3 separate regions of the Homo sapiens genome follow, and regions 2 and 3 are each linked to region 1. The links are chromatin loops, found by intact Hi-C in ENCODE. Cell type or tissue: PC-9. All regions are shown on one strand.

Evidence for each region. Hi-C counts contacts between places; a loop is a spot of excess contacts. Peaks named below come from ENCODE experiments on the same cell type or tissue, not always from the same donor. Only the 100,000 strongest peaks of a DNase experiment are listed, where the experiment ranks them.
Region 2: a loop joins it to region 1, with 12 times the contacts of the local background. A loop is called at or near these places in 6 of 110 quality-filtered maps.
Region 3: a loop joins it to region 1, with 6 times the contacts of the local background. A loop is called at or near these places in 5 of 110 quality-filtered maps.

The regions. Positions count from the first base shown.
Region 1 is chr3:127,955,400-127,963,399 of GRCh38, forward strand. It overlaps KBTBD12 (kelch repeat and BTB domain containing 12), which reads left to right. Exons shown (of 6, transcript NM_207335.4): 5 at 7,790-7,987. Among named protein-coding and RNA genes, the nearest start is that of KBTBD12, 44 kb to the left of the region's middle. In PC-9, CTCF peaks have their summits at 4,717 (motif pointing left) and 4,928; DNase peaks (open chromatin) are centred at 4,602 and 6,702; H3K27ac peaks cover 1,175 bases.
Region 2 is chr3:127,787,779-127,795,778 of GRCh38, forward strand. The region is part of intron 2 of MGLL (monoglyceride lipase); the gene reads right to left. Among named protein-coding and RNA genes, the nearest start is that of MGLL, 31 kb to the right of the region's middle. RefSeq lists enhancers at 2,594-3,197, 3,198-3,800, 3,726-3,825. In PC-9, a CTCF peak has its summit at 3,518; DNase peaks (open chromatin) are centred at 3,553 and 3,943; H3K27ac peaks cover 1,792 bases.
Region 3 is chr3:127,742,496-127,750,495 of GRCh38, forward strand. The region is part of intron 3 of MGLL (monoglyceride lipase); the gene reads right to left. It overlaps LOC107986127 (a long non-coding RNA gene), which reads right to left. Exons shown (of 2, transcript XR_001740893.2): 1 at 4,165-8,000; 2 at 1,721-2,822. Among named protein-coding and RNA genes, the nearest start is that of ABTB1, 74 kb to the left of the region's middle. RefSeq lists enhancers at 4,158-4,669, 4,527-4,636. In PC-9, CTCF peaks have their summits at 4,074, 4,288 and 5,939; DNase peaks (open chromatin) are centred at 4,456 and 5,446; H3K4me3 peaks cover 1,239 bases; H3K27ac peaks cover 4,747 bases.

The DNA of each region.
Region 1 (8,000 bases):
TATTACAGTAACTGCATTTCAAAGATAATTTTAATGGTGAGTTAGTTTGTGAAATGAGAAGACCAAGCTTTATTGTGGTAAGATTTTACCCTTTTCTTTTGATAAAATTCTAAGCAATTTTTGAAAAGTGTAAGTCTCAAATTACCTAGGTTGCCTACTAAAACGGCAGATTCCTGGCCCTCACTATTGGCAGATTCAGAGTCAGTGAGTCTAAAATGAAACCTAGGAATCTGAATTGTAGGAAATATAGAGGCAATTCTGGCGTGAAAAAAATCACAGGATTGCACTTCGAAAAACACAGATGTTCTGAGGAAAGTGGAAAGGTAATATCATATTAATGGACATATTATATGCTCAAAATATTTGCTAAGCATATGTTACATAAGCCAGGCCCTGGGCTGGCTTTTAGAAGAGATACAGATGAATAAGGCAATATCTCTTCCTCTAAACAGCATCATTGTGTACTTGAATATTCTAGGAAGTTGGATAAAGTTACTTGCTCAAAGTGTCCTGGCACTGATAAGCCAGAATAGGCTGTCAGTTATGTTCTGCTCTAATTGCAAGAGTGTTCTGGGCTTAGATATACATTTCATACATTCATGATGAACAAGGAAAGAAATGCTTTACCATGGCCAAAGAAGTCAGACAAGATATTCCTCATGCCTCCTTGTTCTGAAAAAAGACTTGGATTTAGAGATTCAGTAGCTCTGAGCTGGAGTGAATGGCTCATTATGTTTTTGCTATAAGTATCTATAAAATATATTTCCAGTTAATCATATGAGGGGTTTTAAACCTTTATTATCTGGCACCCTCAACAAATAACTCAGAAATAAGTACTCTAAAAGACCAAAGTTTACCTGTGGCTCCCAAATTGCAACTTAGCTATAGTAATTTTTATCATTGATATCCCACAAGTTCACAGGGAGTTAGCATTCTATATATTATTGTGACAGTGAGTTAAAAATTACACTTTATTCCATCAGTGTGTAATTATAATCCTGTATTATATATGTTTTCATATTTGTCCTTTATTTCCCAGCAGACTCTGAGTGTCTTATGGACAAAAAAAAAAAAAAATCCTCAAACTTGTTATTCTATGACACCCAGTACAAACATGAGTGGGTATCCAAAATATACTTTTAGATTGCTTAAATTAACTACAAGTTTAAAATGTGTTTGATTCTGAAATTAGAATGTTTAGAAGCTTCTACAGTGTGAAAGCCCCACAGGACAGTACTCATGTTACTGCGCGTGGATGAGAAATATCCTAGGAGAATGCTGTCTCAGGCTCTGATCTACTAGTGTGTGTCTGCAGGAAAGCTTAATGTTACAGAGGCAAAGAGTTGTACAACTATACAATCTGTGCTTTGCTTTTATGAAAAAGAGGTAAATTGTTAAAGAAAAAGAAAACATGCCAATAACAAGGATTTAAGAAAGCAAATCTTAGGCATGTCTTTGTGCAGCTTAATGTGTAGAACTGTCTATATCCATGGCATATTATAAACAGCAGATCATTTTGTTACTCCTGAATCCTTAAGAAAATGTTCCACTATATTTGGTATCTTCAGTTCACTAAGGCAGAGAAGAACGTAATACATATTTTAAAACAGTATAAAGAGTTGAAATGGAAAATTTTTGTGCTTTAAAGAGGAAAATATCGATTACCAAAAAACTGTCATTTGGAGTAATATGTACTATCTTTCTTCCTTTATCCTAACTCATACATGTGATCAATATTTTTATCACTCCCTTCCTCTGCCATTTCTTGGGTAAATATGGAAATGAGCACAAACTATCATTTTCTGTAAATCATTTCACTTAGACACAAGATAAATATGCCAAAGACTTATTATAATATTTTTTCTTTAATATTTATTTCACAAATACTGTCAAGCATCCTTTAGAAGATATTGTGCTTAGCACCTCAGGGAAGATAAAGATGTAGACCTTGCCTTCAAGGACTTATAAAATTTTGTGTCTCTTTCATTTCTAAGCTGTGGAATAGGTTTGACTAATAGCTCTTTGCAGGACCACTTCATAGAAGTACTAGTATTAGGCAGGCCAATCTGGGGGAAAAGATGAGCCCAACAACAGACAGCAGTCATTTTTCTCAGGATCTGAGATTAGATTCCTATATTCTTAAGAAGATGACTTTTATAATCAGCCAACTTTTAGCTCTTTGGATTTAGGACTTGCCATATTCTGAAAAGCCAGTTATCACTTTCTGTTTTGACCGCTCCCCCAACCGCCACCAAAAAAAAAAGTATAAGAAAAAAAGATACCTAGGACATGAGTAAGGAGCTGACCCACCCATGCATTCTGTTCAGTGTTTGTGTCTTCACTGTCCGTACCCAGTGTAGAAAGTGTTGGGGATACAGATGTGATTAGACATCTGCCCTCAAGGGACTTACAGTCTCATCTAACAAGGCAACATATAGGGAGATAAATTAGAGCAATGTATTTTCATAGGAACCTTGATTTCTGTTCAGGACAGTGGAAGCCTAAAAAGAGGGAATGGCCAATTCTGTGTAGAGACATGAAAGGCTTTGTGAGAGGTTGAAGGTGGAGCTGAGCCTTGAAAGAGGAGTAGGGGTTTGCCAAGTTGAGGAGGAGAAGAGGCCATTCTAGGCGGAGAGATCAGCCCAAGCCTAGGCCTAGAGACAAACAGCCTCCCTTATTTGGAGAATGGTTGAGTGTTCTGGTGCCTCAGGGGCAGGGGCGGTGCAGGAGGGAGAAGGGCAGACCAGGCATGTGAGGAGTTAGGAGCAGCTGGGTCACCAAGACTTGGTGTCTGTAGGGGAGGGGATGGGTATGGGAGGCACTGAGGAGGTACAGTCAGCAGAGTCGGTGACTGCTGAGAGGAGGGCTGTGGTGACATTCATCTGCAGCTGGCACCTCTAGCCTGCTGTGGCATCTATGGGCCATCCCCTAAGCTCACTCCCACCCACCACGTCCAGGCTCTCCACTCTGTGCTCTCCCCTTACTGGCCCAGGCTTTAGACCTGCTGGGACCCCTGCAGGACAGACTGGTGGTAAGATGGAGAAGAGACAAGGAAAAGATGGGCCCAGGGTTTGAAAGGCCCAGACTCGACTGAAAATCCACTAAGACCCAGTGCTGGGTTGACACAAAAGCCCGGGTATCACTCAGGATCAGATGGGACAGCATTGTGTAATTGCAGCTTATTTGGCACTCAGGGCCCAGCTCCAGAACGTTCTATTAAACCAGCTATATGTCCACTCGGAAGTTATCAGATAATTCCAACACTTGATTTTTCCCTCCAAAATGAAGCAAAATCAAGCTGTAACAAATGGAACTTGGTCTTCCCCTTGAAGCTCTTTTATTTGATTTTCATAGTCATCTGTGTGGGGTAGCAAACAAAAAGCAGACAGATGATTGTGTTTTCCTGGCCTGGCAAGAAAAAGCTGGTCAAGGGCTATGAAGGCCAGCAGATAGAGAGAATGGAGAATGGCCACAGTACATGGGGGCCCAGCAGCCCTGTTCTGTGAGCCCAGGCACCCTATTGATGAGCACTGCACAGTATCAACCAGAATCCGGTAGAAGGCAGGTAAGCAGCTGTCAGCCTTGTACTGAAGGGCTTCATTCTGAAAATACCCAAGAGCCTCCTGTGTTAGACTTTAGAAAGTGGCAAGAAGCTAGGTTCATGTTTTCTAGGGTTTTAGGCACCAAAGCTAGAATTCTGATACGAGGTTGGAAAAAAATCAGAGAGCTGACAACTTGTGTGAGAATGAAACAAATCATCACAAGCATTATATTAGCAGTGAATAGATCATGTCTGACATGTGAGTCAGAAAGTAGCCCATCCACTCAGATATATGGGCCAGTTTAACTCCTAGAAGCCTATGCATTGCAAAATCCTTTTCTATTGTTAGGTCCACCAACAGCTCCTACCTCTCTCAAACATTTATGACCAAATGAGTTACTCTAAGTCATGTCAGGGAGCTTTTCCCTCTGCCTGAAGCCTGAGAGGAAGGCTCTGCCCATTCCTCAGCCCTTTGGCCTTCTGAATCTCTCTATCCAACCCCGGAAGAAACTATTAAGGACAATTTGACCATACAGTTAGTAAACCATCAATTATAGACATAGCAAATAATTAAATTGAGAGTAATCAAAGGTAGGATTTCAGCAACTTTAATAAACACCGGTTACTCATGAAACATCCTAGAACATGAAAGAGAATGAGAGTTAACATTTGGGTGCCTCCTGCATGCTAGCCATTTTGTTTACACACCGTGCATGAGAATAGGTATTAAAGAAAAATTCCTGTGGCAATACTTGTGAATAGGTATACAACAAATGGGAGTTCCTCCTTACCCTTCTCCACCCTTACATGGTTGCCTAATAAGTGAATCTTTGCAACAGGTTATGGAATTGCTGTCATTATCCTTAATTTACTGATGAGAAAAGGCTGAGATAAATTAAATTGACCAACTTTGTCTAGCTAGTAAATGGTGACACAGGGTAGGGACCAGGGTCTGAGTGTTTCCAAAGTCCACATGCTTTTTCCAAGGCACGTGGGTGCCGACAATAGTAAATATATGTACATTTTTCCCCTAAGACTGGTTTAGCACGACAGGCAACTTTGGAAGCTTATCTGAAGGATTACAAACCCCCACCTCCTGTTCTGGATCAAACCCAGGGGAAAATAGAATAAGCCTGCCACCTTGAGGTGACCCTGCAGGCAGAGGACATTGGGAGCAAGCACCACTGCATTCAAGGGCAACTTGGGCAGCGAGTACCACTCCCCTCTGCTTCAGCCAGCTCCCTGCCAGGCTTTGTGTGGGAGGAGAGGTTCACTCCTGCACCCCACAGAGAGGAGAGAATCTAAAATAGCCACACACACAAGAAGGAGGGAGTCTTTATAGAAATGATAAAGAAGAGAGGCAGGCATTGTCCTCTTCTATAATTTCCCCCTTTCCACTACGCACACACCAAAAAATATAAATAAATAAAAACCAGGGTATATATTTTGCATTTGAGGTCCATTTGGATATGACCTGCAAATATAATTTCTATTCATTTGTCTGTTTTTGAATAAAGAAAAGTCATGCTCAGAGGTTCGTATAAATTAAAGATATGGAGGTATCTCATTGAAATTCTACAGATGTACTGATCCTACCCCAAGACACCTCTCATCAAAAGATTTCTCTTGTAGTGCTGGTGCTGACTTATTAATGAAGATCATGCTTTCATTTGATTATTTACCTAATCAGGATTCACCTTCAGTTTAAGCTCATTAAGTCTGCTGCTAATAGAGTGTACTTGATGGTGGAATTACATCCAAGTGAGACAGAGAATGTGTTCAGGCATTAATGGTCAGAAACAAAGACAGAGCACGCTGTAAGCTCATGTCACTCCTTGAGTGGAGCGTGTGAACTGCCTGCCAACCAAATAGAAAGGGCTAGTTTTGTAGAGTTAGGGCTGAACATTATAATTAAATACACTTGGTAACAGAGCATCAAAAGTGACAACACTAATTATTGCAAAAATCAAGAGAATAATACCCATTCTGTATATGCGTCATGTTGGGGAAGTCTTCTAATGGGCTTTTATGTGAAATTTGTGAGCTGGATTCAGGATGCTGGTTGCTCCGTGTGCCCTAACCCAACTCCAGTGACTCGCATTTGACCTCTTTGCTTCCACTTGCTGGTCTTCTGGAGGAGCTGTAATACAAACCAGCCTAGTAACATTTCTCCTGGATCTCACAAAAACAGACAACTAGATCATCTTACTCTTACCTTATGGGTGATTGCTTGTTTCAACTCCTATGGTTAAATCCTCCTCTTTAAGTCCTTCTTGCCCTACAAATAGGAAACTCCACTTTTTGTTAGGCTGAGAAAGCTCTCGCTACCACAGTGCCACATTGAAAGAGGGCCCAGGAACAGCAGAGCTGTGCCGTTAACCGAGGCCAGTGTGTCCCCTCCTTGGAAACGCTGCAGCTCAAACTTGGCACTGTAATGGGCTAAATTATTTATCCAGTCGGATAAGAGAGAAGGCAGCTAAAAGCCTCCTGAGTTAGTTTATAGCCTCAGTCCCTGGATTCAAACTGAGACAGGAAACAGGTCAGTTTATATCAGCAAAGAGAAAAAAAGACTTTTCCTTCAAAGTGCCCTTCCATCAGCTTTTATGCCTGGCATAAGCCCCAACCATGGTGAAAATAAGCTGTTCCCATCAATCTTCTTGGATTCATTGAGTACTGTGTGGCAGGCCCTGTGATATAAAAGATGCAGAATAGTGGCCTTTGGCCCCAGTAGCACACTCACTTGGACAGGCAGGGAAAGCACATGCAAAATTAAACTTCTCATTCTTCATTCCAACACACAACGTGTCAGGCACTGGGCTAGGTACTAGGGATGCAATATGGAAAACGACAGGCCAGTGAGCAAGATAGGAAAGCAGGTGATGGTGAAAATACCACCTGACTGATGCAGTGATAGGCAAAGGGTATAAAATGACACTGAAAGAAGACAGGCCAGGAAACACATGAGATTAATTTCTCAGTATGTGATACATATAGTAAAAGCCATGAGATCAAAGCAGAGTTCTTAATTTTGGTTTTGAGATCGCTGTCAACAACATACTCCAGTATCAGTCACCACCCAACATATGCAGTTTGCACAGTGACTCTTCCAGGACCTCTCTATGTGAAGGAGAGCTGGTTTACCTGAGGCCAGTGCTTTACAGGCTTTTTGATTAGTCACACAGACCAGGCTGTGAGTCTGGATAGAATGAGGTCATCGATGAGAGGCGTGTCTGCAAATACAGGCATGTCCCTCCTTCCGGGGGGTTTACCTCAGTCTCAGGAGCCATCCTTCAGATCAGGAAATATGGCCCTGACCTTGATGACCTTCCAGTGTGGACTTGGGAGGGGAAAATAAAAGCAGTGCATAGAAATGTGTTTCTTGTAACAGTGGATAGGAAATTTGTATACAATTATTTTTCCAATGGAGAGTTGTACTTAAAGTCATGATTCTCTAAGTGTTATTTATATTCCTTGTTACAGTCCCTGGACTTCTAAATCTCACTTTTATCTCTTTAAGACACCTGTCTTGATGTCCTCTACTTTATTTATTTGCAAACACGGCCCTTTCCATCCTATTAATTTCTTAACAGCAGGAAACATGTTTTATGCATCTTTCAGAACTCCTTATTATAACTTAGCACATTGCCTTACATATAATAGGCACTTAATAATTATCTGATGAATGAACTATATCATCCAAAACTGGAAGATGCACTGGGCATTTGGGTTTAGGGCCTTTCCTGAAATTTACCAAAGAATAGTCCTTCCCTAGTTGGGAAAGATCATGCAACTTAGGAAGAGAGGGAGAAACCAGCTTGCAATGATAAGGGATGGGAAGAACACATTCCTAGCTAGCCACATCAGCAAAAGCATTGCTAACCATCAACAGCAAGGCAGATGTCAAAGTCAGGTTACCTTTACAGTCAACCCTGAAATTCTTATTATAAAGGGGATGCTCATGATGTGAACCAGCATTGGATATTATAGAATATAAGCCAGTGGTAGACTCAGTCTCATGCATGATCACAAACAAGGAGAACACTATGAATAAAAATGACATTGAATGTCGCTATGGAGTACACAGTAGACATCACTATTGCTTAGAACTTGTCTTCAAGGTAGCACCTGGCAAGAAAGAGAAAAGTTACAGTCCCATAAACCTTTGATACAAACCATGCAGGGGGCAGTGCTGTCCACAATTGAGTTTCAGTTCCTGATCCTCTCATTTCTCCACATAATTCTCTGCAGGTGGCATTGGCTGTGTAGGTCAAGACAAGGGCCAGGTTCGAAAATGCCTTGACGTGGTGGAGATCTACAACCCAGATGGGGACTTTTGGCGAGAGGGCCCTCCCATGCCAAGTCCCCTCCTCTCACTCCGCACCAATTCCACCAATGCAGGGGCAGTGGATGGGAAACTCTATGTCTGCGGGGGATTCCATGGAGCAGGTATGGGTCCAGT
Region 2 (8,000 bases), 170 kb before region 1:
CATCCTCCACTTCTACCAAACTCCGTCCTGCCAAATTTTATGACTTTAACAAATTTGACCGGCACGTCTGCCGTCCGGGCTGCGTGTGGGCTTGTGAGAGTGCGTTGGATCCCTTTCCAGTAACTAAGGCAGGAGAGCATGATGGCTCTGTGGAAGCCCAGATCTAACTTGTCCTTCCTCTTGGAGTTCCAGGGGGCTTTGGTTCCTCTCTGTCTCTGGCAGGGCTCCTGCAGCGACAGTGCACGGGAGACAGAAATAGAACAGAGCCAGTGAAGGAGCTAAAATCTCAGAGGAAACTAGAAATAGACTTCTCCTTTGTATAATAAAACAGATCAATAACGCCTGCCTCCCAGGGAGGGCCTTTGAGAGGACTGATTGAGAGAATTTATGGAAAATCACCAGCATGCTGCCTGGTACAGAGTTAGGCATTAAATAACATCCAGGGCTGACAGCTGACACCTTGGCCAGATACAGGTCTAAGTGTGTTATTACATATCAACTCATTTAACCCTCACAGCACCCCCATGATGTGGGTACTGTTATTACCCCATTTTACTGATGAGAAAAGTGAGGTCCGCAGGTTGGATAGCTTGCCTGAGGTCACACAACTAGTAGGTTTTGAGCCCAGCAGAATTTTAACTCAGCCAGGCTGGCTGGTAAGTCTGCCTTCTTGACCACTGTAATTAAATAATAAGACAACACCACGTAATGGTCAGGTCATGCCCCAAAAGCCCCTCACCCTGACCAGCTTATCCTCTCTCTGGTCACCTGTCCCGGCACCCCTACCCTACCCTGTACTGCAACCACAGGGAAAGACGTGTGGTTCCTCCACACCCCCTCTGTCTATGACCCCATGATTGGGCAGAGGCCTGCTCTTGCCCTCTGCGCACTCCGCAGTCCTTCCACGCTTCCCCAACACTGAGGTAGGCGCACCCTCCTGGGGCCCTGCATTACTCTGTTCATGGCTCTTATCCAGAGTTCATCATCAGGGCGTGTAGGCCCTGTGTTCTTTGAGAAGAGATCATGTTTTATTCATTCATCCTGGTGTCCTGTCCCTAGCAGCCGGCACTGCCTCTGCTCCATGAACACTGAATGAATGAATGAATGAAATGCATCAGAGATAGGAGAGACAACTGTGGGCTGGAACAGTCATGAAGCATTCCCGGAGGCCTACAGACCACTCCCGCAGTGCCCAGTAGTTTTGAAAGCACTCAATGCCCCAGGTTAAATCCCTTTGCTTTGCCTGGCTAGAGAGGCTTCTTGTGCTTGCAGCTGAACCTGGTTATCCAAACGCTCCACTGGAGAGGTGGGAACTCTCTTGGGCTCAAAAGGGGTGGGGGGATGTGCAAAGGGCATTAAAGGTGGGGCAGGAGGGGGTGGAATGCCAAGGGACACAAGGCCCTGAGGCATGTGGTGGCCAGGAGGAGCTGGGTATGAGTGTGAGCAAAGCCCAGCCATGGTGGGAGGAGCTGCTGTGGATCATCCCCTGTGGGCTCAGCTTCAGGAGCCCTGGGCTAGGATGTGAAAAGGCCCGGGACCCATCTACGGCTGGAAGGAAAATTTGAGATTTGGGAACACAATGGGAATTAGACTCATCATCCCTGACACCCAACCCAATCTTAGCTTATTTTTAAAAGGCATATTTTGGGGCGGGTGAGATGGCTCACGCCTATAATCCCAGCATTTTGGGAGGCCAAAGTAGGGGAAGACTGCTTGAGGCCAGGAGTTTGAGACCAGCCTGGGCAACATGGTGAGACCCCATCTCTACAAAAACATTTTAAAAATTAGCAGGGTGTGGTGGTGCAGCTACTTGGAAGGCTGAGGTGGGAGGATCACTTGAGCCCGGGAGGTGGAGGCTACAGTGAGTCATGATCACGCCACTGCACTCCACTCCACTCTGGGTGGCAGAGCAAGACCCTGTCTCAAAAAGAAAGAAAGAAAGGAAAGAAAGGAAAGGAAAGAAGGAAAGAAAGAAAGAAAAGAAAGAAAGAGGCAGACCTTTAATAGAGGCATTTTCCAAGAAGAAAACAAAATTATAACCATAATAAAACAAAGTCACAGCACAGGTAAGCATTCTTTGATCTAATACTCCTTTCAGAATGGGCACAACTCAGACCCAGAACAACTTTGCATCCAGCATATTTTAGCACAAATGCTGCCACCCACCTCCAAGCTATGTATTTTTTTATTATCATAAAACACTACAAATCAGAAGCCCTTGGTTACGCCAAGGTGGGTAAAGTGACAATCACCCTGATTAGTAGTAAGTGTGCTCGCTGATTAAAAAGCAGTATCCTGTGGGCTGGGGCCCTGGAATCTGATTCTTTGGACTTGAATCCTGGATCTGCCCCTGACTGGCTGCAGGCCTAGGTGACAAGTGACTCAATCACTCTATGTCTCAGTTTCCTCATCTGTGAAGTGGGTACTAATGGTAGCACACACCTCCCAGAGGCTCCGTGATGATTACATTGGTAATGAGTGAAACACGAGCCCAGCGTGCATCGGAGCACTCAACCCACATGAGCTAACATTGTCGTCTCCCCAGGTGTGATCTCAGCATTACGTAACATTCTAAGCCATTTGACAGATTAGGAATTGGGCATGGAGCTGTTAAGAATTTAGCTAAAAATGCACACATGCCAAGCTTGGAGGGAGAGAGATCTGATTTGAAGACCTTTCTTAACCAGTACACTACATTGCCTGTCGTGGACGATTTACTCCCACTGTGACCTCATGGCAGCAGGAGATGAGATGGAGGGAGGGGGATAGATTGGACAATCCTGAAATAAAGGCACTGTTAGTCCTTCCTTTCTTCCTTCCTTCGTCCGTAAGGAACACTAAGCGTATTTTGTGAAGCCACTTCAGAATCCTGAGTTGAATGAGACCCGGTCCACTGCCCTTACGGAAGTCGCATGGGAAACAATTTCCCTGACTCCCTATTTTCCCGTTAGCACAGCCTGACTCCAGCCTGCCCCGCAGCCTCTTGCCTCCCCCACACCAGAATGCCTGGATTTCTAGCTCAGTTCTCCTACTGAAGTCCAGCCAGCCTGCCCACTTCCTGGGGGACCCTAGTCTAGGAGCCTGATCCTTCTTCCGCTCACACTGACAGATCCCACGAGTTCCCCCGTGGGCTGGTGTGTGAACTTGCTCTGATGGCAACCCCAGGGGGTAGCCGGCCCCAGTGCGGTGAGGCCCAGTCCTCCATGTCACCCAGTCTTCCATGCCACCCGTACCACTGAGACTGCAGCTGAGGTTGTGCTGTGCCTGCCCAAAGTGCATGCTTAGTTAGGGTATGGCCGGCCCAGCGTCTGAGGAGGCTTCCTCTTCCTTTGGTGCAAATGCCCTGCTGAAATAAGTGCTCCCAGAAATAGAAGAAAACTGCAGAGCCTGACTCCCAAATTCCCTGTGTGAGGAGCTTTACCTTTCAGTATGAGCTTTCTTCAGATCATTGAAAGATCAGAGTCCTAAAGGAGCCTGAAAGCTCCTCCCGCACACCTCTCTGTCCCAGGCACTAGAGGGCCACCCCGCCTCCTCTCTCCCTCCTTTCTTTCTCACTTCTTGTTTGTCTTTGAGCCATCCTGCTTCAAAGCTCTCTGAGAAGCATCTGCAGCCTCCAGGCTAACCACAGTTCAGCTCACATTTCATGTCCTGATGATTCTACATGGTTGCAGTTGATTATGTTTTGTTTATATTGGGAGTATCTGTGCATCTCTAAGATCCCCCTACCCCGACCCCTACCCCGAAAGGGAAGGAATGCTTATTGAGCTAAGTGCTTTACATATGTCATGCTGTGGACTGAACTCCATAATTATATCATCTCCAGCCTCCTCCCAAAACTGTGAAACAGGACACTCAAATATTAACATGGGCTGTTTATCTCAGTTTTAAACTCTTGAGGCCCGGAGTTCCTTCCTTGCCTTTTATGGAAATTCCTTGAACTGCATCGGCTCCATTTGTGTTTGTTCTGCCCTCAAGGCAAGAGGAGCATGAGTCCTTTAACATGCAGCATCTGTTGGGAGTAGTGACTTAAACCTGTAATCCCAGCACTTTGGGAGGCCGAGGTAGGGGGATCACCTGAGGTCAGGAGTTCGAGACCAACCTGACCAACATGGTGAAACCCCGTCTCTACTAAAATACAAAACAGCCGGGCATGGTGATGAGTGCTTGTAGTCTCAGCTATTCGGGAGGCTGAGAAAGGAGAATTGCTTGAACCCAGTAGGCAGAGGTTGCAGTGAACCAAGATGGCACCACTGCACTCCAGCCTGGGCGACAGAGCGAGACTCTGTCTCAAAAAACAAACGAACAAACATGCAGCATCCCGGCCCCCAGAGGCCACTCACTAAGTTCAAATCTATATGTCTAGGTCCTTCTCTCTAGAAATTTACATCTATCAATCTGGCTTTCAGATACTTGTGTTATATCAACCCATCCACGTTTTTTTCTTGCCCAGACCAAGACTACAGCCAAAAGTCCATTGCTGTGGTCCACACATGCATCTCTAAGATCTGAGGGACAGGGGTTCGAGAAAGGCTGGAGTAATGGCAAAGGGATTGCTGTGTGATGAACCCTGCCTTGTTATTTGAGAAAGTCACTCACAGCCTCAAGTGCCTCAGTTGGAAAACAGGAATAATAATCCCTGCCTTGGCAGGTCGCAGTGGCTCCCGCTTGTAATTCTAGCACTTTGGGAGGCCAAGGAGGTCAGATCATGAGGTCAAGAAATCGAGACCATCCTGGCTAACATGGTGAAACCCCGTTCTCTACTAAAAATACAAAAATTAGCTGGGTGTTGTGGCACACGCCTGTAGTCCCAGCTGCTCAGGAGGCTGAGGCAGGAGAATCACTTGAACCCGGGAGGCGGAGGTTGCGATGAGACGAGATCGCGCCATTGCACTCCAGCCTAGTGACAGAGCGAGACTCTGTCTCAAAAGAAAAAAAAAAAATCCCTGCCTTGCAGAAGTGCTTTGAAGATGAAAAGCTGCCGGTAGGTACCAGTTCACTTCTCTAGGCTGCCTCTCCTGCGTGTGCATGTTAGGGTTTCCTCAGTCAAGCCACTGGAGAACATGCAAAGCTATGCGGGCCCTTGGGAAGACTGCTCCAGACAGCCTCTTTACACACATGGCAGGTTTTCTGGCCCGTGTTTTGCTTTTTAACACATCTGGTTCCCATGAAGCAGGCACATCTGGGCAGAAACTGAAGGGTTCCAATCCCACCCAGGGGTCATGACTCAAAATATTTTTTCTTGGGAGCAATGATGTTGATTGTCAGCCTACCTAAGTCTGAAGGAATTCTCCATTCCTCCTTGGCTGTGAGCCAGATGGAACCCTTCCCAGCTCCAACATGCGAACCACAGTGGCTCCACCAGAGAAATAAAGCAATCGGAGTCGACCAGGCACGTGGCAGAATGGCAGCCGCCCTGGCCCTTGGCTGGCTCAGCAGCTCCCAGGCCACATTCGGGTCTCACTCTGTAACTTGCATGAGTCTAGGGAGAGGCAGGGAAGGGCCTGGCTTGGCAGAATTGCTAAAACTGCAGGTTAAAAATCCCCAATTGGCATAAATCCTAATAAGGGAAAACATTAGAAAAATAGGTTGTGTGTGAATATAACTTATTTTAAGAATGATAACAGTAACATATTTTGAGAGCCTATGGGCCAGGCACCGGGCTAAGGGCTCTCTATTCACAATCTCCTTCCCCATAATTAGAGAAGCTCTAGATCCCACGGAATCTTTTCAGATGTCAGTTTCTTCCCCTCTGCATAAGTGGGTCTTATTTTATAGATGCCAAGTCTTCTTCATTTTTTTTGAGACGAAGTCTTGCTCTTGTCCCCCAGGCTGGAGTGTGATGGTGCAATCTCGGCTCACTGCAACCTCCGCCTCCCGGGTTGAAGTGATTGTCCTGCCTCAGCCTCCTAAGTAGCTGGGATTACAGGTGCCTGCCACCACGCCCAGCTAATTTTTGTATTTTTAGTACAGACGGGGTTTCACCATGTTGGCCAGGCTGGTCTCAACCTCCTGACCTCAGGTGACCCACCTGCCTTGGCCTCCCAAAGTGCTGGGATTACAGGCGTGAGCCACTGCGCCTGGCCAAGTCTTCTTGAAGTGTGTTGGAAGTTACTGGAAATTTTCTAAATATCTTGAAGTAAGACTGTCTTCTATGATGTAAGACTATCTTCTGACTTAAGACTATCGTCTATGATGTTAGACTATCTTCTATGAAGTCCGGCTGTCTTCTGTGATATAAGGCTGTCTTCTGGCCAGGTTTGATGGGTTATGCCTGTAATCCCAGCCCTCCAGGAGGCCGAGGTGGGCAGATCACTTGAGGCCAGTAGTTCGAGACCAGGCTGGCCAACATGGCGAAACCCCATCTCTACCAAAAATACAAAAATTAGCTGGGCGTGGTGGCTTGTGTCTATACTCCCAGCTACTTAGGAGGCTGAGGCGAGAGAATTGCTTAAGGTCAGGAGCTCCAGACCAGCCTGGCCAACATGGTGCAACCCTTTCTCTACTAAAAATACATAAATTAGCTGGGCATGGTGGCATGCTCCTGTAATCCCAGCTACTAAGGAGGCTGAGGCAGGAGAAAAAAAAAAACTGTCTTCTATGAAGTAAGACTATCCTCTATTATGATGCCAAACTGTCTTCTATGATGTGAAACTGTCTTCTATGATGTAAGGATGTCTTATATGATGTAAGGCTGTCTTCTATGACATCAGACTGTCTTCTATGATGTAAGGCTGTCTTCTATGATGTAAGACTGTCTTCTGTGATGTAAGGCTGTCTTCTGTGATGTAAGGCTGTCTTCTGTGATGTCAGACCGTCTTCTGTGATGTAAGGCTATCTTCTGTGATGTCAGGCTGTCTTCTATGATGTCAAACTGTCTTCCATGATGTCAAACTATCTTCCACGATGTGGAACTTTCTTCTATGATGTAAGACTATCTTCTATGATGTAAGACTCTCTTCTCTGATGTAAGACTGTCTTTTATGATGTAACACTGTCTTCTATGATGTAAGACTCTCTTCTATGAGTCTTATGTAGGCCTCCTCCTCAGGATACCCCCCTCCTTTGGGCTGCAGAGTCTTTCAGATTTCTGTTGAGTTTTTATCTTTTGCTCGTCCTTTTGGAAGAAAGTTAATGTGTGTCTAGTATTAGAAACTGAGGTAGTTAAGCCACTGTGAAAAGCAGTTTGGAGATTTCTCAAAGAACTGCAAACAGAACTGCCACTCAACTCAGCAATCCCATTACTGGGTATATACCCAAAGGAAAATACATCATTCTACCAAAAAGACACCTCCACTCGTATGTTCATCACAGCAATATTCATGATAGCAAAGACATGGAATCAACCTAGGTGCCCATCAACAGTGGATCGGATAAAGAAAAGGTGGTACATATATGCAATGGAATACTATGCAGCCATAAAAAGGAACAAAATCATATCCTTTACAGTTAACACAGATGCAGCTGGAGATTACTAAACAAATTAATTTATCCTAAACAAATTAATGCAGGAACAGAAAACCAAACATGGTGGGGTTTTGCATGTTCTCACAAGTGGGAGCTAAGCATTGAGTACACATGGACATAAAGCTGGGAAAAACAGACACTGGGAATTACTAGAGGGGGAAGGGAGGGAGGGGGGCAAGGACTGAAAAACTACCTATTGGGCACTATGCTCAATACCTGGGTGATGGGATCAGTCATACCCCAAACTCAGCATCATGCAATAAACCCGTGTAACAAACCTGCACGTGTATCCTCTGAATCTAAATAAAAGTTGATACTTTAAAAAAAAATATGAGGAGATGATGATGAGGTTGCTGTCCAGACCTTTCAGCCCAGATGAAGCAAAAGGCTTAGAATTACCTTAAGTAGTAACTAAAAAATTACATTGAGGAGGAGTAATTAATGTTCCTGATGAATTTATAAAGTGAAAAAAGCATGCCACCAAATCTGCACATATGTAATATTGAAGAATGCACACACCAACTCACACATATAAT
Region 3 (8,000 bases), 210 kb before region 1:
AGGAGACTCGCTTGAGCCCAAGAGGCAGAGATTGCAGTGAGCTGGGATGGCCTCACTGCACTCCAGCCTGGGAGACAGAGCGAGACTCCGTCCCAAAAAAAAAAAAAAAAAAAAAAAAGCTACAGAAGGCATTGTTTTGGTCTGAAGAACATGCAGCTCAAGTTATGTGTTTCTCCTCGCTTCTTTTCTTAAGGCAACCTGTTTTCTCTACCTTTGGTGGGGAGAGAGAGAGCCGTATCACTACTACACGTGACCCAAACAGTGGATCAGAACATAATCTGGGCTGTCAGCCCACTGATTTGGAAGCCCTGATTGCAGGAAGAGACCATGTGGCCGCTTGAGCCATTTCTTGCTATGTCACCAGGCTGGTGTGCAGTGGCGGGATCTCGGCTCACTGCAACCTCCACCTCCTGAGTTCAAGTGATTCTCCTGCCTCAGCCTCTCGAGTAGCTGGGATTACAGGTGCCCACCACCATGCCCGTGTAATTTTTGTATTTTTAGTAGAGATGGGGTTTTGCCATGTTGGCCGAGCTGGTCTTGAACTCCTGACCTCAGGTGATCCACCAGCCTTGGCCTCCCAAAGTGCTGGGGTTACAGGCGTGAGCCACCGCACCCAGCCTGTTTGAGCCATTTCAAATGCACCCAAAAGTGATTTGACAGAAAGCCAGCTCAGTGGCCACCTACATGCCAAGAAACAATCTTCCAGTTTCAGCAGATTCCCCTGAAATTGCTGTGTATTTTCAGATTCCAGTCTTTAACCTCAATGCTTTATTGGAGAGAGGATGCCAGCATCTCCATATTTCCTTCCTACTTCAGGCTGCAACTTGAATATGCTTTTAAAAAATTTAGCTATCATTGTTTCAAAAACACACTTTCCTAATGAAAGCCTGGTTTGTTTTCTATGCTCCTGCGACATCCAATAGCAGGGCATTATATACCAAAGTATAAGGAAATAAGACCAATGACAAATTAAAAGCAAAGGAACCGCTTCCTTAGATGAAATGCCATAGGTCTGTCCCTTTTTGCTGCCACTACAAAACTATGTTTGGCCATCAGCCGACACATTCCACTAATGCTAAAAAAAAAAAAAAAAAAAAAAAAAAAGTCCAAGCAGAGAGTACTGGAACAAAGGGAGGCTCAAAGTCACAGGTAGAAGGGGCCGGAGAGGCAATGTGTTAGACAAGAACTGCGTGCCACCCCTACACGCTGCCCTTCCCTCTCCAGGGCAAGGAAGAGCGTATGACCACAGGGGCTCTGCTTTTCTCGCTTTCTAAAAAATGTACAGATGGCAAAAAGTCCAAGATCACAGCTTGTTGGCCTGGAAAACAGTTTGTTTCCCTCAACAAAAGCCATTTCCTTCTCTTCTGTTTGCTGATGGTCCCAGTTTCAATCCACGGCCACTCAGCACAACATGTTTTCGTCCCCCCGACTACCACTGCACTGAGTTACCTTAGAGCGAGGAAGGATGTCTCCCTTTGTGGCTCTCTGCATCATCCAAGCACAAGCTCGGCTTTACAAGAGAGATAAAGGCAGAAATTAATTTCTTTACTAATTGACAACAGCTTGAAAAAGGTATAAAGATGCCAGAATTCAGCATATGGGCTCTGGAAACACATTTCGACTCAGAATTTTTTTTTAAGCTGTTACTACATGCTTTATAATGTAACCAACTAAAAGGCTGCTAACGGTGCAGCATTTTTGAAGTAATGCATTCTCAGGATTTCATATTTAGAAGGTTTATTTGAAAACATCCTACTCTCCACTGTATAAATAAGAGGAAACAGAATGACAAAAAGTGTCATAACTACGGTTCTTGGCATCTAGCAAGATGATCTTCCTTTTGTATCACGCTGCGGGATGACGATCTGGGTTTCAGAAAGCGGTAAGTGGCTGGTTCCGTGGGGTTAGCGATCACATTGCCACGTGTCATGCCCACAGTGGCCATTCTCCTGTTGATTTTCTCTCTCATGAAATGTTAGGGCTCTGTGCAGCTCTGGGTTGGCCAGAATCATCCAGAAATGCCAGACCTTTCTCTCAGAGCTCTATGATGAAAGTTGCATATACAGAAAGTGCCTCTGGCTTATAAATAAGTGACAGCTGCAGAGTGGGGAGAGGCTTTTGCCACTAGAAACTTCCAGGATGCATGAGATCAAGGAATTAAGTCTGTAACAAAATAACAGGATGCTCTGTGAAGTCCAAAGAATTGCTTGAGGCAAACTGCAGAGCTCCATGAGATCAGCAACCCCAAGAGCTTTTACACCGCCGGACACGGTTTAATAGGAAAAAAATCTCCTATACTGTATATTCAGAACCAAATGAAGAGAAATGTCAAAGGAGTCGGAAACAATATGTCAAATTAGGTAAATTCCTGACCTGACCCAGATTTTGCAGAACATTTGATCCTAAACTGTGCTGTCCACGTCCTTAAGATCACCTTTATCTGAGTTAGAAAACAGATGACAGAGACCATGTTTTGGCTAATATATATGCTTCTGTCATACACCTGCTGACCGGCAGAGTCCCTGGAAGGCAGCAGAAAGCAGGCAGGCAATGGCATCAGATCCGGGTACAGACCACAGCTGCTACGTCTTAGCTGTGTGACCTTGCAAACGTCTCCACCGCTATGATCCTTGGTTTCCTCATCAGTGAAAGCCGCCATCGGGGCCAGGGTATTTACTGAGTGGATTGCTGAAAGGGTTAAATGAGGAGGCAAGTGAAAGCACCTGTCACACAGTAGGCATCCAAAAAATGCTAGTCTTCCTTTCTCCACCTTTCATGCTTAGTTCTTGCAGGGATCGACTTGAGTGTCCATAAACAGATGGCTGGATAAAGAAAATGTGGTGCATTTATACACGGAATGCTGCTAGGTCCTCAAAACGAATGAAATCCTGTCATTTGCAACAACATGGATGGACCTGGAGGCCATTATCTTAAGTGAAATGACTTAGGCACAGAAAGTCAAACGCCGAATGTCCTCACCTGTAGGTGGGAGTGAAATAATGTGCACACATGGACATAGAAGGTGGAATGACAGACACTGGAGGCGTGGAAGGATGGGGGATGGGGGATTGAGAGATGACTTATGGGTACAATGTACATTGCTTGGGGGATGGTACACTAAAATCCCAGACTTCACCACCACGCAATATATCCATGTAACAAAGCTGCACTTGTACCCATACATTTATATGAATAATAATAATAAAAAAGAAAGCCTGCTTCAGGATGCCGGGGTTCCTGGTGCAGTGTCCATCCATCCTCTGGGATGCAGCTGCCTTGCTCAGGCCACACAGGCTTTCCCAAAGCTGTGCCCTGAAAGAGTCCCAGCCCCCATACTGGTGTCACAGCTGCCATCCCTGCAAGTGGGGACAGAAGGCACAGGGGCGGGGCATGGAAGGGGAAGGCTGCACAACGGACTGACCCTTCACAAGACTGGCGCTGGAACTTTACATTTTTGTGCACCATGTTAACAAAAGTTATTTTGACTTTACTGAAGTAAAGGCAAAGAACAGAGTTTGAATAGAATGAGTGACAGCAGCTTGGGAGATGGGGGCCCAGACAGAAACAAGGAAGGTGGAGATGGAAGAGATGGAAGATTGAGAAGCCAACAGCACCGGCCAGGGAGACTGGGGAAGAGGAGCCTGTGAGAACGCCTGGGATGGTGAGGATGGAGCTGAGGCCAGCGGGAATGAGCACGTCCTCCTGACTCTCCTTCAGGGAGAAAACAAGCCCCAAACATGCGGCCATGGCTCCTGAGTTTTCTAACATGGCAGCTCTGCACAGCGTCCTTCCTACATTTCTGGCTGCCTTCAAGCTGTTCGTGGCTCCTGGGCAGGTGGCAGTCCCCCCTGCACTGCTCACAGCACTCTCTTGTCCTGGGCTCACAGATCCACCCTGCCTCAACTGCCCCCAGGCGGTCCCCATTCACCCTGCCACGATCTTCCCTTCTCCACCCTGCCCTCCCTTTTCTCTCTGGTTCTGGGGGCCTCATCCACACAGAACACTTAAGACACCCTGGTGTGATCCCTGGGCTGGTTTCTGTTTCATTTGGCTCCAGGTCCCACCCCTATGTTTCCCACCTGTCTGGAACCAGTTATGTTCCCCTCCCAACCTGGACCTCTAGCTGCACCCCCTGTCTTTGTGGGGGTAGAACTGCAGGTTCACATTCCACTCTTCCGTCTCCCTCTGCGTCCACTCCCTCCAGAGGCATGCACGCCATCCTTCTTGTCCTCTGCCACTCCCGTAGGGAGCCTCCCTCTCGTCTACTGGGGCTGGTTCCCTGGCCTTCCAGCCCTTCTCCCCACCCCCAGCCCCCAATCTCCCTCCAGCCCAGTGCATTCCACAAGATCCACCCAGTCCATGGGCCTGGGGAGGAGATAACCCTGCCCCTCCCTCCTCCTTCCTGAATTTTCCTCAGGGGACGGGGTCTAGGAAGCTGGTCCCTGGGGTGGCTCCCAGACTCCTGAACCTGCGCAAACAAGTGACTCAGCCCTGTTCTCGATTGCTGATGGAGCCACCTGAGGTCACAAGTGGGTCATTCTGTGTCTGCCTTTGTGTGTCCCTGTCTCTGTTCCCTTCTCTTGTACTGTGTCTCTGTCCCTCCACTTAAGTGGACATAAGGAGCTCCTCAGCCCCCTCTTCAGTACCTGCTCTTTGATGGGCTGTTGGGAACATCTGGAGATTTGGTCTGGGACTCAGGGGAAGTGACCCAAGGCCACCATCCCAGGCCTCCAGGCAGCAACCACTCACCCATCCTTGCACTCCTGCACATCCTGGGCCTTGCACACACACCTGCTCCATCTGAAACACCCCTCCACCCTGTGGAACATCTGCGTGTCTTGTCTCTCCCCTAGAAAAACCCCCAGCCTTCTCCTGTGTGTCTAGAGGTCCAACTCCAGTGTTATCACAGGATGGCATAATCAGGGTCTACTACAGACCCCTGCTGGACTGTGTGCTCCTTAGGGGCAGGGTGCCTTGTGGTGTCTTTGTATCTCCAGCACCTAGAAAGTACCAGGCCCACCACAGATTCTCAAGAATAAGAGAACTCATCAGGACAAGAGCTTGTGGTTTCTTAAGTCACAGAACAAGAGGTTCCCTCCAGGGCAGCTAAGAGGCCACGGAGACTTGTAAGCACAGGGTCTCTGGTCCAGCCCAACGCAAATGGGCACAGGTATGATCATTTCCATCAAGTGGCTGTCTACAGACTTGGGAAAGAAAACCTCAGGCTCCCTTGAGACAGGAGCTTCCACGGTAACACCTATTTGAGCTCCTCAGCTGCTGTCTCCAAGGTGACGCCCAGAAACCGTGATTGGAGCGGGCTTCTCCTTCCACACCTGTGGTCCCTGGGGTGGCTCCCAGACTCCTGAGCCTGCACAAACAAGTGACTCAGCCACATCCTAGGGAAGGGGGGTCCTCCCACTGGAACAGGATTTGGCCACAACCTGGCACTCGGGGACCTGGTGTTGAAAATGAGTCAAATGGGGACAGATGCTCTCTCTTCCCAAGTCCACGTGAGATTTCACGCGGGGAGGAGCCACAGCGTCTGGTATTAAGTAAAGGAAAACTCATTAGCAAGAGACTCGGAGCATTCTAGGACAAGTGTTGAAAGTAATCCAAAACAAATATAAAACAACTTGCAACGCCCCTCACTGGATCTGACTAACACGGGCAGGGCTGGTTTAATATTTTTCCATAAAAGCATGCCTACCCAGACTAGGGTGGCCTCCTCTCCACACCACAAAGAGGCGCCTGACACTCAGAGGACCATTCGAATTAAATCCGAGTCATTCTCAACTGAGGGTTACGCATCGCAGTCTGTTGACATTGTTCCATCCTTGATCATTCCCCAGAGAGAGAGAGACCACACAACAGAGGTGGGAGAGGGAGGAGGGAGGGAGGGAGAGAGAGAGAGAAAGAGAGAGAGAGAGAGAGAGGGAGAGAGAGAGAGAGAGAGATATTCCTATCTTGGTGTTATGGGCTGAGCTGTTTCCCCAGATTCACAGGCTGAAGCCCTAACCTCTAGTACCTCCGAATGGATACAAGGTCTTTGCCAAGGTAATGAAGTTAATATGGGTGGGCCCTAATCCACTATAACCCAAATGTACACACTAGATGGGGAGGACCATGTGAGGACACAGGGAGAAGACGGCCACTTACAAGCCAAGGAGAGAGGCCTCAGAAGGAACCAGCCCTAGCAACACATTGATCTTGCATTTTCAGCCTCCAGAACTGTGAGAAAATAAATCCCTGCTGTTGAAGCTCCCCAGTCTGTAGAATTTTGTTATGCTGGCCCTAGCGGACTCATACACATAGCATCTTTTCATTTACGCTCCAACAGCCCCGAGTGGTGTGCAGCTCCCTCCACAACTCTCACTGCCACGTGACTCTGTTCTTTTGCAAATGTAATTCTCTTTGCTTGGAATGATGCCCACCTCTGCCCACCTCACAAACTTCTATTCAACCTTCAAAACCCTTGTAGATAGCACCTCCTCTGTGCAGCCTCACCTTGCCCTCTGCCCCCTTCCCCAGGGAGTGCTCCCTCTTCTCTGTGTCTACAACCCTGATCACTCTCTTACTAAGCATGCTGAAGCCTGGGTTTGGCAATGTGTCGAGATGCCTGTGATCTGGGCAAAGTCGGAGCCTCTCGACACTGGAATGAGGACTCCTCTCTAGGGCTGGCACAGGGCCTGGCGTGCCGCAGACTCTCCATGTATTCATTCAAATTCTCAACTCTTCTATTTATTTATTAGTGACTGTCTTGACTTTTGGATCAGAAAACTTCATCCTGGAACCTCCCCATTACTCTGAAATAAAGAACATTTTCATCAGAACTTGGGAAGTGCAGCATCTAGCCAAGATCTCCAAACAAACACCATTTTCTGATTGAAAGAAATAAAGCAAATGCTTCCCAGAGCTTTCTGCTGTAAGGAATTAGAATTTACAAATTCAGATACCATTCATTATAAAAGGAAAAGTGCACAGTGCCCTCTTCTATTCCTTTACTTCTAGCTCTCCCGCATTCCACATTCCATCCTTTATTCATCCTTACTCACTGAGCACTTGCTGTGTGCTGGGGGGATGGTTTGGCATTCAGCAGTGGACATTGCACCCCTCGCCAGTGCCTCTCATCCTGTGGCCCAGAGCAGATTCTAGAAAGAGGGCCTTATACACACCCCTCATGACAAGATCAGTACAGATCTTTGTCATGGTGGGGGTCAGACAATAAACACAGAAAATCTAAAGCGAGTCTGACCACTGGCAGTCTGGAGGGAGCGGGTATGTGGTGCGTGTGTATGTGTGTTATGCGAGGGGGTTTACTGTTTTAGAGGAGGCCTAGCTGAGAAGGTGATATTTTAGTAATGACCAGAAGGAGGTGACAGAGCAAGCCATTCAGACATCTGGGGACACATGTTCCTAGCAAAGGGGACAGCAAGTTTGAAGATTCCAATGGGCCCAGTAGGTGGGAACAGAGGGGAGGCCAGTGAGTTGGAGCCAGGGACAGGGAGAGATGGGGCCAGGTCACGGGGGCCTTGTAGGCTTCTTGGGGACTTTGACTTTTACCCCGAGGGAGGTGGGAGACACAGGTGGTGGGAGCTGAGGAGGGCCATGGTCTCATCTGGGCTGAAGGGATCCCTCTGCCCGTGTGTGGGGACTAGACTGCGGGGGTGAGGGTAGAGGCTCCCTGCTGAGAAAGCTACTTCTGTGTCCCGTTCGTCTCCTGGTGTAATCAGGGCACCGTTTCTTCTGGGTTTGCTGTGGAGAAGGCATCTGAGTGACAAGGAGGGCATAAAAGGTGGTCTGGGACACTGGGCTAGGAACTGAGATCCAGTTTTGCTCCCGGCTCACTGGGGGCCTCGGGCAGGCCACGTGCCTCTTCATCTGCGCAGCCAAGGAGACGGTCTCCACATCTCCCGTCACGCTTCAAAGGCTGCACTCTCATTCTCTAACTTCAGAAGCAGCTTATCAAAAAACAGAGGGTAGTGCAAAAACGAGGGAGAGAG